Linked DNA regions of Homo sapiens: region 1 is linked to region 2. Evidence: chromatin loops called from intact Hi-C (ENCODE). Cell type or tissue: PC-9. All regions are shown on one strand. Each heading gives the region's core, and the rest is flanking DNA. Links, peaks and the distances in the headings are about the cores only.

Evidence for each region. A loop is a pair of places that touch in the nucleus more often than their neighbours do. Peaks named below come from ENCODE experiments on the same cell type or tissue, not always from the same donor. Only the 100,000 strongest peaks of a DNase experiment are listed, where the experiment ranks them.
Region 1: a loop joins it to region 2, with 7 times the contacts of the local background. A loop is called at or near these places in 3 of 110 quality-filtered maps.

The regions. Positions count from the first base shown.
Region 1 is chr17:77,062,252-77,071,491 of GRCh38, reverse strand. No RefSeq gene overlaps it. Among named protein-coding and RNA genes, the nearest start is that of SNHG20, 22 kb to the left of the region's middle. RefSeq lists a silencer at 4,411-4,705. In PC-9, for the core only: CTCF peaks have their summits at 4,312 and 4,514 (motif pointing right); a DNase peak (open chromatin) is centred at 2,371.
Region 2 is chr17:76,461,893-76,470,416 of GRCh38, reverse strand. It overlaps AANAT (aralkylamine N-acetyltransferase), which reads right to left and starts at 2,814. Exons shown (of 4, transcript NM_001088.3): 1 at 2,690-2,814; 2 at 1,508-1,745; 3 at 1,090-1,244; 4 at 300-752. The coding sequence starts at 1,670. The coding sequence ends at 447. In PC-9, for the core only: CTCF peaks have their summits at 4,059 and 4,263 (motif pointing left); no DNase peak of the experiment used is centred there.

The sequences.
Region 1 (9,240 bases), core at 548-8,547, 600 kb before region 2:
GGCCCAGGCGGGCGGATCATAAGGTCAGGCGTTCCAGACTAGCCTGGCCAACATGGTGAAACCCCATATCTACTAAAAACACAAAAATTAGCCGGGTGCGGTGGTGCGTGCTTATAATCCCAGCTACTCAGGAGGCTGAGGCAGGAGAATCACTTGAACCTGGGAAGCTCACAATTGCAGTGAGCTGAGGTCATACCATTGCACTCCAGCCCGGGTGACAGAGCAAGACTCCATCTCAAAAAAAAAAAAAAAAAAATGGCATACATGGGACCCCCACAGCTATCTGCCCAGCCCTTAGCACCCTCAGCTTTCGGGAGGTGGGAGGAGTGGGGAAAGAGAGTGGCAGACAGGCTCCTCTTCATGTCTGCATCTCCCACCTGCTTTCTGTGAGCCACGTTGGTCATCCCCGCACCAGGTTTGCATAGTAGCCATGACAGCTTGTACTGGAGCCGCATGGTGGGTTGGAAAGGCGTTTATCAATCCAAAACACTCCAGTCATTGGCATATTTTATGGGATTCCAAAACCATGGAGAGTGGAGGAACGTTCTTCCCCAAAGCTTCCCTCAGGAGACAGAGAGGAAAAAAAAAAAAAAAAAAAAGAGGAATGAGAGAGACGAAAAGGCTTTTTTACTCCCCAAATTGGAACCACACTTCAGATGAAAATAATGTGTCTTGAAGGCAGTGATAAGATAGAAGAGAAAATTGCTCTAGAAATGTTCATGACGGTGTCTCCCTCTTATCTCTTTGTGCCCCTGTCAGTTGGAGACACAGTGTTTTCTGCTGATTGAGAAAACCCAGAATATGGAACAAAAGCTGTCTTTAAAGCGTGGTCTCTGAGAACATTAGCCCGTTTTTTTAACGTCTTTAATTTCACGGCTTCAACATGTACGGTTGTTTGACAATTTCATGAGGCAGCTGTGGGGAGAAAACAAAACGTGGCTGCCAATTAGCGCTGTCTCACTTGTCTGTCCAACTGCTCCGTCTTTTCTGAAGCCTTACATGCATTTTTCCAAGCCACTTGGCTTCTTCGGTGCTGGATATTTAATTTGCCTGGAACATTCTCACAGATCAGCATTTCATGAGAGCCTCGTGGAAGGCCTGTCTGACGGTGTGGTGCTTGGCTGGAGGGCAGCACCTGTACCTTCCTGGTCAGTTCTCATCAGAGAAAAGGTGTCACTTGCTGTCTTTCATATGTTGAAGTCCTAACCCTCAGGACCTCAGAACTTGCCCTTATTTGGAAATAGGGTCTTTGCAGAAGTAATCAAGTTAAGATGAGGTCATCAAGATGAGCTCTAATCCAAAGACCAGTTTCCTTATAAAAAGTAAAATTAGGCCGGGCGTGGTGGCTCACGCCTGTAATCCCAGCACTTTGGGAGGCCGAGGTGGGCGGATCACAAGGTCAGGAGATCGAGACCATCCTGGCTAACATGGTGAAACCCTGTCTCTACTAAAAATACAAAAAATTAGCCGGGCGTGGTGGCGGGTACCTGTAGTCCCAGCTACACGGGAGGCTGAGGCAGGAGAATGGCGGCGTGAACCCGGGAGGCGGAGCTTGCAGTGAGCCGAGATCGCACCACTGCACTCCAGCCTGGGCGACAGAGCGAGACTCTGTCTAAAAAAAAAAAAAAAAAAAAAAGTAAAATTTGGGCCAGGCACTGTACCTCACACTGTAATCCCAGCACTTTGGGAGGCCGAGACGGGTGGATTACTTGAGGTCAGGGGTTCAAGACCAGCCTGGCCAACATGGTGAAACCCTGTCTCTACTAAAAATACAAAAATTAGCTGGGTGTGGTGGCAGCCTCCTGTAATTCCATCTACTTGGGAGGCTGAGGCAAGAGACTCGCTTGAACCTGGGAGGCGAAGGTTGCAGTGAGCCAAGATCATGCCACTGCACTCCAGCCTGGGGGACAGAGGGAGACTCTGTCTCAAAAAAAAAAAAAAAAGTAAAATTTTGACACAGTTATACACATAAAGGGAAGCTGATGTGCAGAGACACAGGGAGAAGATGCCATCTATAAGCCAAAGAGAGAGTCGGGGAGCAGCTGCCTCCCTCAGAAACCGTGGAAGGAACCAACCCTGCTGACACCTTGATCTTGGACTTCTGGCCTCCAGAGTGGTGACAGAAGAAATTTCTGTTGTGTAAGCTACTCAGTTATTGTTACTTTGTTATGGCAGCCACAGGAAACCAAACAGTTATTGAAAAAGCCCCTGTGGTCTGGAGAGTGCAGAAGGCTGCCTCAGTTTCCCCAGTGTGGCTGAGCATGACCTTGGTTTAAGAGAGATGAGGTTGAAACAGGGTGAGCTTTACTCGGCCAAGATTTCTCATGCTTCTTCTAGCATCCACCCCACCCACCTGACTCATACCTGTTGGGATGCAGCAGGCCGGGAGACTGGGGAGGGGACAGCAGCCTTCCCTCTGGTACTGCTCATTCAGCACCAGATCCTCCAGACTGTGGGGCCCTGCTCTGGCTATCCCCAATGCCCTGGATGAATCCAACATCTTCCCCTGGCCAGCACATCCCTGACTGCCTGGCTGTTGTCTTCCCAGGGGCTCTGGAGCTAATCTGGTAAACATTTCCTTTACATATTTAAGGCTAACCACTTTACCCAAGACAGCCTGGCTTTCTAGAACATTCTTTCACACTCAGAATAATTGTCTGGACACTGGTCCCTCAGAGGCCAGTGTGAGAGCATCTTCTCCCGTATCCACTGCCCAAGAGGAGGTGCCACTCAGCTGAGGGGCTTGAGTGGTCTGTCTTTTAGGGCTGATTTGGGCTGAACAGTATCCTCCAAAAGATATGTTCAAGTCCTAATCGCTGGTACCTGTAAATGTGACTTACTTGGTAAAAGGGTCTTTGCAGCTGTAATGAAGATGATGTAGGCTGGGCACAGTGGCTCACGCCTGTAATCCCAGCACTTTGGGAGGCCAAGGTGGTCAGATCACTTGAGGTCAGGAGTTCCAGACTAGCCTGGCCACATGGTAAAACCCCATCTCTACCAAAAATATAAAAAATTAGCTGGATGTGGTGGCGCAAGCCTGTAATCCCAGCTACTCAGGAGGCTGAAGCAGGAGAATCGCTTGAACCTGGGAGGCGGAGGTTGCAGTGAGCTGAGATCATACCACTACACTCCAGCCTGGGCAACAGAGTGAGACTTTGTTTCAAAAAAAAAAAAAAAGAAAGAAAGAAAGAAAGAAAAAGATGATGTAAAAGGCAAATACATCTTGGGACCCTGAAATCACTAAGCCAAAGGCTGGGAACTGCAAAGATTTAAAAAAAAAAAAAAAAAAAAAAAAGCTACACACCTCTCTCACAATTTTCCCACACGAAAATTCGGTAGACAAAGGACAAACAGAACTCAAAGTCACCCTCTGCTCACCTGAGGCAAACGCATATCTGCTTCCTTGCCGCCATCGTTTCACTGAGCCAGGCTGGACGCTGGTATAAGTGACCATTCCGTTACACTACTCTCACAGGTAAATGGTGTATGCAGTAATCAGGTGGCTAATCAGAGGCTAAAAGAATGCAACTGTTTCTCTCTTATCTGCCTATAATCAGGAAGCCCCTTGCTTCAAGTTGTCCCACCTTTCCAGATCGAATCAACATACATCTTACACATATTGATTGATGTCTCATGTCTTCCTAAAATGTGTAAAACCAAGCTGTGCCCCAGCCACCTTGGGCACATGCTGTCAGGACCCCCTGAGGCTGTGTCACGGGTGCGTCCTTAACCTTGGCAAAATAAACTTTCCAAATTGATTGAGATGTCTCTCAGGTACTTCTGGGTTCACAACGAGGTCATGCTAAAGGTGGGCCCTAAATCTAACAAATAGTGTTTGGTTTTTTTGTTTTGTTTTTTTGAGACGGAGTCTCTGTTGCCCAGGCTGGAGTGCAGTGACGCGATCTCAGCTCACTGCAAACTCCACCTCCCAGGTTCAAGCGATTCTCCTGCCTCAGCCTCCTGAGTAGCTGGGATTACAGGCGTGCACCACCACGTCCAGCTAATTTTTGTATTTTTAGTAGAGACGGGGTTTCACCATGTTGGCCAGCCTTGTCTTGAACTCCTGACCTCAAGGGCTCTGCCTGCCTCGGTCTCCCAAAGTGCTGGGATTACAGGTGTGAGCCATCATGCCCGCCGGACCTAAAAGATGCTTTAGTTAATCTGTTTCGGATTGGGAGGGCCTGGAAGAAAAAGAGCTAGCTATGTTAATAGAGATTCTTTACAGATGCAAATTTTCCCCCACAAAGGACAGCTTTGCAGGGCCATTTCAAGATATGGCAAAGAAACATGTTTTGGGGTAAAGTATTTTGATTTTCTTCCTTGTCTCGTAATGTTATGCCAGAGTCAGGTTGGAAAGTAAATCACAATATATAGGGTTAAATAAAACCCATCTGATGAGAATTTTTGATTTATAGGTCATGACTCCCAGACCCCTTAGGAATTTGGGCAAGATACAAAAATCAGTTTAGTTCTCACCAGAGAACTTGAATCCCAGCAGGAGTCTGGGAGCCACTAGATGGCAGTCAAGACTGAGGCTGGACCAAGTCTAAACCAGCGGCAATGGCCACATGCCCATGGTGGGCAGAGGCAGGGCGGCCCCCTTGGGAGGGGAAAGGGAGGACGCCGCAGCCAGCTGTGTCTGTGAGGGACAAGGCAGGGGCAAAAGTCACTATTCAGGGAGGATGGAGGTTTGAAAGCCCAGGAGCTTTCACGTGAAGAAGAAACCAAGTTCAGAAATGTTCAGAGGCTTACCTGATGTCACAAATCAGTGTCTTGGACACAGAGCCCAAAACTGGCCCTGGGTCTGGTTTGCCCACCATGTACAAGAGAAATTCATCTTAGCTGGCTCTGACTTAGAAAGAGGAAGAAGGTGCCCTTGGGGAGGCCACCTGGGCTCTCCATTTTGAAGCAGGCAGCTGTCCAGAACTGCAGCTCTTCCCCACAGGGGCTACCTGGCCAGAGGCTGCTGGGTCAGGCAGTGCTCACCTGTCAGGTCAAGGAGGCCCAGGGAGGTGTGTGGGGAGCCACAGCAGCAGGTTGCAGTGGGTCCCTGGGGTGGGTGGGATGCTTATGGGTCAGATTAGGGACCTGTGTGTCCCTTCCACGGGCAGCTTTCTGCACAGCCTTCCCTCTCCATAAGTGCAGAAAGAGATCGAGGCCTCCTGGTCACTTGGAGCAGTGTTCTTTATTCAGACAGGATCCTTCTGGGTTAGTTCATCCAGATTTTTGGAAACTTTGGGAGAAGCATCCATTGTCATTTATGTGCAAGTCTGGCCACATCTAGTTTCCCTGAGCCAAAATTGCAGCCACCTTGTAAGATGCTTCACAGGCTCTTGGTACCTGATGTTGACAGCGATAAAAAGGCAAAGGGGAAGGTTAGTGAAGACTTTTTAGTTCTTAAAAAAAAACCCATAATGATGAGTAACATTTATCAATCGCAAATGATGGGCCAAGCATTTTGCGTGCATTGCCCAATTTAGTTCTCACAACCACCCTTGAGATAACAAACAAAATGAAGAAGAAACCAAGTTCAGAAAGGCTCAGAAACTTGCATGATGTCACGAATCAGAGCCTTGGAGTCAGGGCTGAAGCAGGACCTGGGCCTGGTTAGCCCACCCTGTACAAGAAATGCCCTCCAGCTGTGCAAAAGCCAAACCTTAGGACAAGAGAAGGGGAGCTAAAATTGTCGTGAGAAAGAGTTTAGAGGAAGCAATGAAACTTTAGGGATACAAAAATTGCACAAGCTCCCATTTCACTTTTCCCCAAATATTAATATCTTTCGGAACCTTAGGAAAGATTATGGGCTGGGCGCAATGGCTTACACCTGTAATCCCAGCACTTCAGGACGTCGAGGCAGGCAAATCACTTGAGGTCGGAAGTTCAATACCAGCCTGGCCAACATGGCAAAACCACATCTCTACTAAAAATACAAACATGAGCCAGGCGTGCTGGCAGGTACCTGTAATCTCAGCTACTCTGGAGGCTGAGGCAGAAGAATCGCTTGAGCCCGGGAGGCAGAGGTTGCAGTGAGCTGAGATTGTGCCATTGCACTCCAGCCTGGGCGACAAGAGCGAGACTCCATCTTGGAAAAAAAAAAAAAAAAGATTATGGGCTGGGCGTGGTGGCTCACGCCTATAATCTCAGCACTTTGGGAGGCTGAGGAGGGCAGATTGCTTGAGCCCAGGAGTTTGTGACCAACCTGTGCAACATGGCGAGACCCCATCTCTACAAAAAATATAAAAATTAGCTGGGTGTGGTGACGCGTGCCTGTGGTCCCAGCTACATGGGAGGCTGAAGCAGGAAGATTGCTTGAGCCTGGGAGGCCACAGTGAACTGTGATCACACCCCTGCACTCCAGCCTGGGGGACAGAGCAAGACCTTGTCTCAAAAAAATAAATAAATAAATAAAAGAGAGAGAGAGAGAGAGGTTATGTGAAAAAAGAGCTCCATGGCTAAAATGGGTTGGGAAGCTGTAGTTTAAGTAAAGTGCAGCGGGGTTCTTTGCGGCTGGGCTTGCTTGCCTACGTCTAGGACAGAGTGACCCCGGCTCACAGCCAGCACAGAGAGGATCCCCATCCTGCCACTTCAAGGAACTGATGGTGTTGGAAATGGATTCTTCTTAGAACCTCCTGATAAGAACCCAGCCTGGCTGACACTTTGACTTTGACCTTATAAAACCTGGATCAGAGAAACTAGCCAAGCCAACCTGGACTTCCGACCTGTGAACTAATTAATACATTTGTGTTGTTTTAAGCTGCTGAAGTTGTGGCCAATTTGTTACAGTAGCAACAGGAAATTACTATACTCACATATCATGACTTTTCTCCAATCCCATGTCCTAGACAAAGCTGTCTGATCGCTGGCCCTCCCCTCAGGGCCTGTCACTCTCTGCCTTAGTGCCAAGGTGAGGCCTGAGGGTCAAAATTCAGAGGTCCTTTTGAAGTTCTCTGTCCTCAGGGGTCTTTGAAACCTGGAGCCAGAGGAAGACAGGCAGAGAATAATTGCTTGGCCAAACGAAGTTTATTTTGAATTCCAACATAGAGATTCAAAATCTAGAAGCCAGCCAGGCATGGTGGCTCACACCTGTAATCCCAGCAGTTTGGAAGGCCAAGGCAGGAGAATCACTTGAGACCAAAAGTACAACGTCAGCCTGGGCAACACAGCGAGACCCCATCTCTACTAAAAATATAAATAAAAAAATTAGCTGGCTGTGGTGTCAGTGCCTGTAGTCCCAGCTACTCAGGAGGCTGAGACAGGAATACTGCTTGAGCCCAGGAGATCGACGCTGCAATGAGCCATGTTTGAATCACTGCACTCCAGCCTGGATGACACGGCAAGACCCTGTTTCTTTTTTTTTTCTTTTTTTTTTTTTTGAGACAGAGTCTCGCTCTGTTGCCCAGGCTGGAGTGCAGTGGCACGATCTTGGCTCACTGCAGCCTCCACCTCTGGGGTTCAGGTGATTCTTGTGCCTCAGCCTCCTGAGTAGCTGGGATTACAGGCTCATGCCACCACACCTGGCGAATTTTTGTATTTTCTGTATTTTTAGTAGAGACACGGTTTCACCTTGTTGGTCAGACTGGTCTTGAACTGCTGACCTTAAGTGATCTGCCCGCCTCAGCCTCCCAAAGTGCTGGGATTACAGGTGTGAGCCACTGCACCCGGTTTTTTTTTTTTTCAAGACGGAGTTTCATTCTGTCCCTTAGGCTGGAATGCAGTGGCATGATCTCAGCTCACTGCAACCTCTACCTCCTGGGTTCAGGCGATTCTTTTTTTTTTTTTTTTTTTTTTGAGACGGAGTCTGGCTCTGTCGCCCAGGCTGGAGTGCAGTGGCGCAATCTCGGCTCACTGCAAGCTCTGCCTCCCGGGTTCACGCCATTCTCCTGCCTCAGCCTCCCGAGTAGCTGGGACTACAGGCGCCCGCCACCACGCCCGGCTAATTTTTTGTATTTTTTAGTACAGACAGGGTTTCACCATGTTAGCTAGGATGGTCTCGATCTCCTGACCTCGTGATCCGCCCGCCTCGGCCTCCCAAAGTGCTGGGATTACAGGCGTGAGCCACCTCGCCCGGCCTGAGACTCCATCTCAACAACAACAACAACAACAAAAGATATGTACATGTCAATGTATGTACATTATGCTTCAAAAGTAAATTAGAAAAAAATAATTATTTAGAAAGAAATAATTGGGTATCGTGAACAATCATTTGCTGTTTAGAGGAAAGGTGTTCCAGCTTTACAGATAAAGCACAATTTCTCCCCAGCATCCAAGTGACACACACTTCAACAGGCAGGGTTGGCCTTGGGGTTCAATGGCAATTGACAGATACTGCTCTATTGCAGCTGTGCGCCATCCCTGGTGGATCCTGATCATATAGGAAGTTCATCAATGTGTCACCAACTGAGAAAGGATGGGAAAGACTGGGATTTGATGCAGGTCTGACCGAAGCAAGATGGCTGGAGCCGAGGACCTTTTGAGCCTGTAATCGCAGCCACTCCAGAGGCTCAGGCAGGAGTCTGGAAGCTCGAAGCCACAAGGAGCTATGTATGTATGTATGTATGTATGTATGTATGTATGTATGTATGTATGTATATATGTGTTTGTTTATTTATTTATTTATTTTGAGGTGGAGTCTCACTCTGTCGCCCAGGCTGGAGTGCAGTCGTGTGATCTCAGCTCACTGCAACCTCCCCCTTCCAGGTTCAAGCCATTCTCCTGCCTCAGCTTCCCCAGTAGCTGGGATTACAGGTGTGCAGCACCCTACCCAGCTAATTTTTTGTATTTTTAGTAGAGACGGGTTTTACCATGTTGGCCAGGCTGGTCTTGAACTCCTGACCTCAAATGATCCACCCGCCTCAGCCTCCCAAAGTGCTGGGATTAGGGGCGTGAGCCATCACACCCAGCCCTCAGTGAGCTATGATCCCACCACTGCTCTCCAGCCTGGGCAACAGAGCAAGATCTTGTCTCAAAAACTAAATAAACAGGCCAGACATGGTGGCTCATGCCTGTAATCCAGCACTTTGGGAGGCTGAGGCGGGCAGATCACCTGAGGTCGGGAGTTCGAGACCAGCCTGAACAACATGGAGAAACCTCGTCTCTACTAAAAATACAAAATTAGCCGGGCGTGGTGGCGCAGGCCTGTAATCCCAGCTACTCAGGAGGCTGAGGCAGGAGAATCACTTGAACCCGAGAGGCGGAGGTTGCAGTGAGCCGAGATGGTGCCACTGCACTCCAGCCTGGGCA
Region 2 (8,524 bases), core at 23-8,022:
CTCCCGCCTCTGCCCCATCCTGCTGCTCCCCACTCTCCCCCACCCTAGGGGCTAAGGGTGGGAAGCGGCATCCATGAGGCTGGGGAGAATAAGGACACCCCCCCCCCCCACCGAGCAATGGGCTACTGTGAGGATGCCGCCTTGGTGCCTTTGCCCACCTGCCAGGAGGAAAGGAGCCAGGAACCCCACAGCACCTCCCATTGTCCCCGCTTACCAACCCAGCCCGGTCTCAGGTACAGAGTTCAGAACACAGGAGGTCCAGAGGCCTCGTGGGGACAGACAAGACACACCACTCCAGCTCAGGCCGTGAGAAGCCACCTTATCTCCTCTTTATTTAGCCCTGCTCTCTCCACTCTCTGGAAACTGCTGTCTCCATGCTCAGCTGAGCTAAGAGGAGCCCAGGGCAGAGACGGGGATCATGTTGGCAGCCAGGTGGGCAGCCCAGTTCAGCAGCCGCTGTTCCTGCGCAGGAAGGGGTGGCCCCGCAGGGAGCAGTGGAGCTCCATGAAGGTGAGGGAGCCCACGGTGATGGCGCAGGGGCCCACGGCGTGGAAGCTGAACCTCTCATAGAAGGGTACCAGCGCGTCCTCGCACATGAGCGCGGCCCGGCGCACGGCCGGCTGGCTGCCCAGGTGGTGCAGGTAGCGCCACAGCAGGATGGGGCCCCTGCCCTGCTGCCGGAAGGCGCGGTGCACGGCCAGCACATGCAGGTGGGCTATGTGGCCCCCAGACCTGTGCAGCGTCAGTGACTCCTGGGAGCGAGCAAGGGATGAGATCCCAGGTCACTTCTGCTGACACGTGCTCCCCCCCAACCACCAACCCAGGCAGGGAGCAGGTGTCCCCTGGGTGCCTGTGGTCAGGGCACCCACCCCAGCAAAGGAGGGCCCCAAATTGGGAGCCATACCCCCAACCCCATGGAGAAAACTTGAAGACCCAGAAGGTCTTGCTCTGGGAGGGGCCTGTGGCCTGTACTCATCTCTCCAGTTCTGGAGGAAGAAATCCCAGCCCCTGGGCTCCCCTCCCCGCCATCTGGCTGACCTCTGTCTTCAGAGGCCTCCCTGGAGCTGGGCGTCGCAGCCCTGTCCTCACCTGCATGAGTCTCTCCTTGTCCCAGAGCGAGCCGATGATGAAGGCCACAAGGCAGCCCTCCTCGAACCAGCCCAGGGACAGCTCTGGACATAGGGTCAGGAAGTGCCGGATCTCATCCAGGTACAGGGGGCAGACGCCCAAGACGGAGATGAAGGCTGTGGCAGGAGGCTCAGGTGGGTGACTGGTAGTCGCTGTGCCTCGCGTCCACTGTCTGCTGCACCCCGAGTGTCCACTCAGATGCCCCGTTCCCCACAGGAAAATGGGGGTTAGGGCTGCTGTTTCCCCCACTTTCTTGAGCGCACACATGGTCTGATACTCTGGGACCCAGCCTCCAAGGACAGGAGACTAAGGGTCTCCTCCCCACAGGATAACTGGACCAGAGTGGAGCATCCCTCTGACCCTGTGCGGGGCCACTCACCTTCACGCTCGATCTCAAAGGCGCTGACAGCGTCCTCCGGGGTGAGGCAGCGAAACTCACTGGCAGGGAGTGTGTGGCGCCGCTGACAGCTCGGGGACTCGGGGATCCCAGGTGGCAGACGTGGGGCCTCAGGTTTCAGGGGGTGGGTGCTCTGCGTGGACATTCTGGCCACTGGTGCCTCCTTGGGGCGCCCCAGCTTTGGAAGTGTCCTCCTAAGCCAAGGAGGGCCTCCCAGCACCTGTTGGAGAACAGCAAGGGACAGGGGTCTCATCCTCATCTCCAGGGAGGCAGGCCCCAGAGTATGTATCTGGCCTCTTTTGTAGCAGGAACTGGGGTGGAGACAGCCCCTAAATCAATGGGCACATTCCCCAGGTACCTGGTCCCCGAGGCTGTTACCAGGCATTGCAAACATTGGCACTGTCTCCCCACCTTTCCCTCTCAGCCAGAAGGATCCCTGGAGGTTTGCCACCTTGCAGACCTGCAGACATTGGTCTCAGGGTGCCGTCTGGGTGCTTCTGAGCCCCAGAGATGGTGGCAGGGATGAGCAGGGCTCAGTGGAGCCTGGGGCACCCCAACCCTGCTGCCCACGGTGGGAGGGGAGGCAGGACTCGTGACCCTCCACTGACCACGTCTAATGCAACTGTGCAGTGGGTGGGCGCCCGGTTCCCCCACACCACCATTCATGTGGTTTATCTTACCTCCCCAGAGGGAGGCTTCTGGTCCTTTGGGTGCAAGATCCTGTGGCAGAGAGCTTTTTAGGTAGCCTCAGCCCTTGGTCCTAGAGAGCCCCTTAATCAAAGTGGGCCCTTAGGGAGCCTCTACTTCTATCCAGATGGCCTCAGACTGGGCCACACACATGCAGGATTTGTGGTGGGGGGTGGGGAGGTTAGAGGGAGCCGGGGGCTGCAGAGGGCCTGGGGAATGGGGAGGAGCAGGCAAGGAGAGTGCATAGGACACCCCCTGCCCCACACATCCAGCTCATCAGACATTCCCCTCTGGGCACTCTTGTCTCCCAAGACACCCTGCAGATTTGCAGTTCTTAGAGGAGGCCATCCCTCCCTCCACCTTCCAAGACACTTAATAAACTCCATGGCTTCCATGTTTCCCTCCATGTCTAGAAGCTCCAAGTAGAGAAGCTCCTGTTCCTAAAGGCTGAGAGCCAGGAGTGGGGGTCCCACCTACCTGGACTGTGGAGAGGATACCCAGTGTTCCCTCCACAAAGCCGCTAGCCCTGGGGGCCTGTCCGCAGGCACGGGAACCAGTAAAATCCGGGACTCCGGGCTGCAAGGCTGTAGTAGCAGATGTTCCCCGGGCAGCCTGTGGTGCTGTTAGAGGTTTGTAATCCCCCCACCCCACCTCTCGAGCTATCCCAGGCAGGATGACGCCAGCAGGGCTCTGGCAGCCTCGGCCCCTGCCTTGCTGAAGGGAAACGTCAGCTCTGGTGCCCTGGGCACAGAAGGGATTACCAGAGGCTGACTGAGGCCCCAGGGTTTGGGGAAGAGAGCGTGGGGCTAAGCCTCAGGGGTCCATCTCTAATCCCTGCTCTGTCACCGACTGGCTGGGCACCAGCGATTCTCCCTCTGTCCCTCGGAGTCTTGGACAAGCCCACCTCTTATGTGGGGGGAGGGGGTGGGAATTCAAGCTACCAATTTGTGCACTTTAAGTACGTTCTACTTCAAGTTTATTTAAATATTTAATTTAATTAAATATTTAAATATTCAGGAGGTTGCCCTACCAAACATCTCAACTACAAAGCTCTCTGCTATTGACCTTGGCTCCACCCATTCCCAGGGCTGCCCAGGCCTTGGCACTTGGTGCTGGCATTCCCTCGGGATGCAGGCCCCTCTCCCTGTTGGCTCTGACTACCCCCTGCCCTCCAGCTCACACCCCATCCTGCACCCCTTAGCTCTTCTCTCGCCAGCACCTGCCTCTCCGCCCCACCCAGCAGTGCAGATCCTGTGTCCATCTCGGGCTCCTGGGGGTCCTGGAGGTTGGATTTCACAGGTGCACTCTTTTGACCCCCTGCAGAGGAAGCTTCTGCTCCTACCCACACAGCTTGGGACGGACCTCTGAGGGTCCTTCCTGTCCTGGCAGCCTGTGAGTGCCACTGCTTACAGCACTTGCTATGTGCCGGGCCCTGGATACGCGTCTCCTTTAATCCACACGGAAGCCCGGCCAAATGAGTATTAACCACGTTATAGAGAAGGAAACCGAGGCACAGACAGGTTCAGTAACCTGCTCAGAGCCATCCAACAAGTGAAGGGGGAGGGGCAAAGCCGGGTCAGCCTCCTGACATGCACTGCCACGGCTGCACTGGTGGGACCCACTCATCTCACAATGAGACTCCTGTTTCCTGTCTTCATGATTCTCCTGCTGGTTTTCAGTGTCCTCACAGGTGCACTCTTTCGACCCCCCCGCAGAGGAAGCTCCTGTTCCTACCCATACGGTTTGGGACACAGCCCCTGACCGTGGAGTGACCCCGTCCCGATGCCCCCGCCCACCCACCACATGCATTCCTCCTGTCTCTGGGTCCCCTTCTCCCAGGGCCCCTCTGCACTCTGAGGCCCACCTGCCTGCTAGAAGGGACCCTCAACAGACCTCTCAGGACCGACCAGAGACCTCCTTGGGCTTGGTTGGTGGGGTGGTCATGTCCAAGACCTCAGCTGGGCATCCCCACCTTCAACCTCCAGGGTCCCCCAAAAGGCCTCTTCTGTCCCTTCATAGACTGTGGCTCCATGGCACCCCCTGGTGGCCAATCCTAATCAGTCACTTGGCGATGCCTGAGAAGAGCCTGCTGTTCAATCGGCCTCTCTCTTTGCTGACTTCCACATGGCCCTGTTCTTTCCGGACAACACCCTAGAGGTCTAGAACCTCAGGGAACAAGATGAGGCAGTAAGCCAGGCACAGTGGCTCACCGCTGTAATCCCAGCACTTTGGGAGACAGAGACGGGAGGATGGCTTGAGCCGGAGAGGTCGAGGCTGTAGTGACTCGCCACTGCACTCCAGCCTGGGCGACAGAGCGAGACCCTGTCTCAAAAAAATACAAATAAAAATAAATTTTTTTTAAAGATGAGGCGGTATGTTAAACATGGTGAAACTGGGAAGTTCAAACCCTTGTGGGACAGGAGAGGAGACAGGGGAGGGCAGGGTGATCGCTGGGACCTTTGTCCTGGTCAACAGGAAGAAAACCACATACCACCACCAATGAGAAGGAAAATAAGGAGGGTGAGGGGCCCAACAGGGTGATGGGTACAGAGAGAAGGAGATCCCTGGGGCTGGGCATAGTGGCTCACACCTGTAATCCCAGCACTTTGGGAGGCCAAGGCAGGAGGATCACTTGAGCCCAGGAGTTTGAGACCAGCCTGGGCAACATAGCAAGACCCCTGTCTCTACAAAAAATTTAAAAATCAGCCAAGCATGGTGGCACACACCTGTAGCCCCAGCTACTTGGGAGGCTGAGGTGGGAAGATCACTTGAGCCTAGGTGGTTCAGGCTGCAGTGATGAGCCACTGCACTCCAGCCTGGGTAACTGAGCAAGATGTTGTCTCAAAAAAAAAAAAAAAAATCCTGACCTCAGGTGGGCTCTAAAAAAGAAGCACCTCCGAGATCATCCTCACGCCAGGGACACCGATTGCACTGTTTATCAGATGCCCAGTCTTGTCCTGCTATTGCAGTTAAGAGTGCTGGCAACGCCTCTGGTGACTGCCTCTCAGGTGGATCTTGGGGATGGGGGGGAGAATGTGTCCTTTGCCCCCCAAGTCGTACCTGTTCAGTCACTCTAGACAGCTGATAAACACCTAACCTGATGGGCAAGGCCGGGCACGGTGGCTCATGCCTGTAATCCCAGCACTTTGGGAGGCTGAGGCGGGTGGATCACCTGAGGTCAAGAGTTCGAGACCAGCCTGGCCAATATGGTGAAACTCCGTCTCTACTAAAAATACAAAAAATCAGCCAGGTGTGGTGGTGGGCGCTTGTAATCCCAGCCACTTGGGAGGCTGAGGCAGGAGAATTGCTTGAACCCAGGAAGCAGAGGTTGCAGTGAGCCAAGATCGTGCCATTGTACTCCAGCCTGGGCAAAAAGAGTGAAACTGCTATCTCAAAAAAAAAAAATATATAGATACAGACAGGGAGAAGCTGGCATCTGTATGTTTCCCAGGGGTGCTGTAACAGATGATACACAAACTGGATGACTGTAAACCACAGAAATGGCTTGACGTCGTGGCTCATGCCTGTAATCCCAGCACTTTGGGAGGCCGAGGCTCTTTGTTCCCAGCCTCTCCCTCCAGCAGCAGCTCCCTTGAAAGTCCTGTATCCACAACTCACCCACCGCGACTCCCTGCCCAGTGTGTACCATGCCACCCTGCCTCACCCATGATGGCTCCCCTCAGGGGTCCCCCTGTCTCTCCACCCAGCCTGGCCTCTTTCGATCTCCCAGACAGATTTACACATTTCAAATGCCAGATGGGGTTCAGTTTTCTCCCAAAAGGCTCTTCGGTCCCATGAAAATCATGGTCTGTGACTGGGCTTCCACTTCAAGACTCCAGAATATTCTTTTTTTTTTTTTTTTTAAGACAGAGTCTTGCTCTGTGGCCCAGGCTGGAGTGCAATGGCACAATCTCGGCTCACTGCAACCTCCGCCTCCCAGGTTCAAGCAATTCTCCTGCCTTAGCCTCCCAAGTAGCTGGGATTACGGGCGCACACCACCATGCCTGGCTAATTTTTTTTATTTTTCCTAGAGATGGGCTTTCGCCATATTGGTCAGGCTGGTCTCAAACTCCTGAACTCAGGTGATCCACCTGCCTCAGCCTCCTAAAGTGTTGGGATTACAGGCGTGAGCCACCGCACCCAGGCAGGACTCCAGAATATTCTATAGCAGTTTGGAGAGGGGTTGTCCAGGGCACACAGAGAACTGCCAGGGACCATGCTACCTAACTCCCCACCTGCCCTGGTAGAGCCTCACCTCTGACCCATCAGAGCCCCCATCCCACTCCTAATCAGATGTGGTGAGGATGATGACGACAGTTATTGAGCGGATAACTGATATCATGACAGTAAAAAAGGTTCTGAGAGGATGTGTATCACCACACGAAAGCTGAGAACCAAGCTTTTGGGATGTCCACTGTTAGCAGGGAAAGGAGTTATTAACAGGAACACAGGTGAAGCCACAAGAAGGGAAGAACCCAGGGGAGAATGTCCAAGAAATGGGGCAGATAGAGCCTGAAATGCCACAAAGAATGGAGAACAGATCTCAGATTCTGCCAACAGGGAGGCTCCGATGACCTTTAAGAATCCTTCCAGAAAAGGCCGGGCACGGTGGCTCACACCTGTAATCCCAGCACTTTAGGAGGCTGAGGTGGGTGGATAGCTCGAGGTCAGGAGTTCAATAGCAGTCTGGCTAACATGGTGAAACCCCGTCTCTACTAAAAATACAAAAATGATCTGGGCGTGGTGGTGGGTGCCTGTAATCCCAGCTACTCGGGAGGCTGAGGCAGGAGAATTGCTGGAACCCAGGAGGCAGAGGTTGCAGTGAGCCAAGATTGCACCACTGCACTCCAACTTGGGCCACAGAGCAAGACTGTATCTCAAAAAAAAAAAAAAAAGGAATCCTTCCAGAAGGGAGAAATGGGTGGAGAGGCCAGATGCAGAGGAATGGCCTTAATGGTGACAGTGAGAGGTGGAGTGCAGAGGCCGTTGATTAAAGGCACACTGACTCGCTGCCACGGCCGGGGGTTGGAGAAAACCTCCCCACGGCCCCCACCCCATCCCGGGCACCGAGCCTGCTGCAGCTGCTGATACCCCCGGAGAGCCTGGTGCAGGGGCAGTGAGCATCCCCACCGGGCCCAGTGCAGAAGCCCTGGACCTGGAATCTGGGAGCTTCCCGCATGGAGACACACCCCCTCCCCTCCGTGTGTCAGCTGCCCAGTTTCACACCCAGACTGAAGGGAGCCCATTTGGGGCAGACCAAGGAGTGGGCCCCATGGCCATGTCCCAGGGACACCTTGACGATGCCTCTGAGATACCGGTTTTCCATGCAGAGCAGTTGAGAGGCCCGGCGTGCAGGAAGCATAGCCCTCTCTTCAGGCTCTTGTGCAATGGCTGCATTTTTTTGGTGGTTTCGATGGTCACTTTCTCTCTCAACTCCTCCCCTGCACTAAAGGTCTGCCCCACAGACCTGGCACTGAGCACATCTCGCGTTATCGTCTTTACCTTTCCAGCCTGAGTACTACCACGTGGCAGGCTCCCCGGGGGATGAGAGATGGAGAACTGTGTGCGGCAAGTTTATTGGGGAGAGGTCTCATGAGCGACCCCTACCATGGAGCAGGGCAGAGGGCTGGACAGTGGAAGCTGAGCCGTGATGGTGCAGCTGTAACCGAGGCCTTGGCGCATCCCCCGAGGAGCTTCAGACTTGGGAAGCCCTTCTGGACCCACCTCTTTGTCCTGCATCAACCTTGGGTGGAACAGCTTGCTTCATTGAGGGCAGTTGCAGGAAAATCCAGCTGGGAGCCGTCAGCAGTCCTGCCCACTGCGGGTAAGAGCCCTGAATCACTTTCTCCAAGCTTCCAAGTACCAGGGTCCTTGCCAGGGTGATAAATTCTGTAACAGGGAAAAGAGCTCCCATACCAACACACGTTCCTTATCCAACTTTATGCTCTGATCCCCTTGGCCCAGCCAGCATCCTCTGATTCCAGTCCCCACTCTCCTGGCTCTGGCTGGGACCTGCAGCTCCTTCAGGACAGAGCCTCCTTCCTCCCTTAGCCGACCCAGCACTTCACCAGTAGGTGAGGTTGCGATTTAGCCCTAGTTACTGGCCCAGTGCAAGAAGAGGAGGTGCAGTATATACTCAGGGTTGGGAAGGGGGTAGTACATGTCTCCTAAGGAAGAGGCATTGTCCCCAAGGAAGGAGGGGCACTAACCTCTGTCCCTGGATGGCTCCCGCTTCTCCCCAGGGGCCTCCTCTGTATCGCTGACTCATTAAGGTTGGGAATTCAACCTGCTCTCAGGCTCTGCCATGCTGAC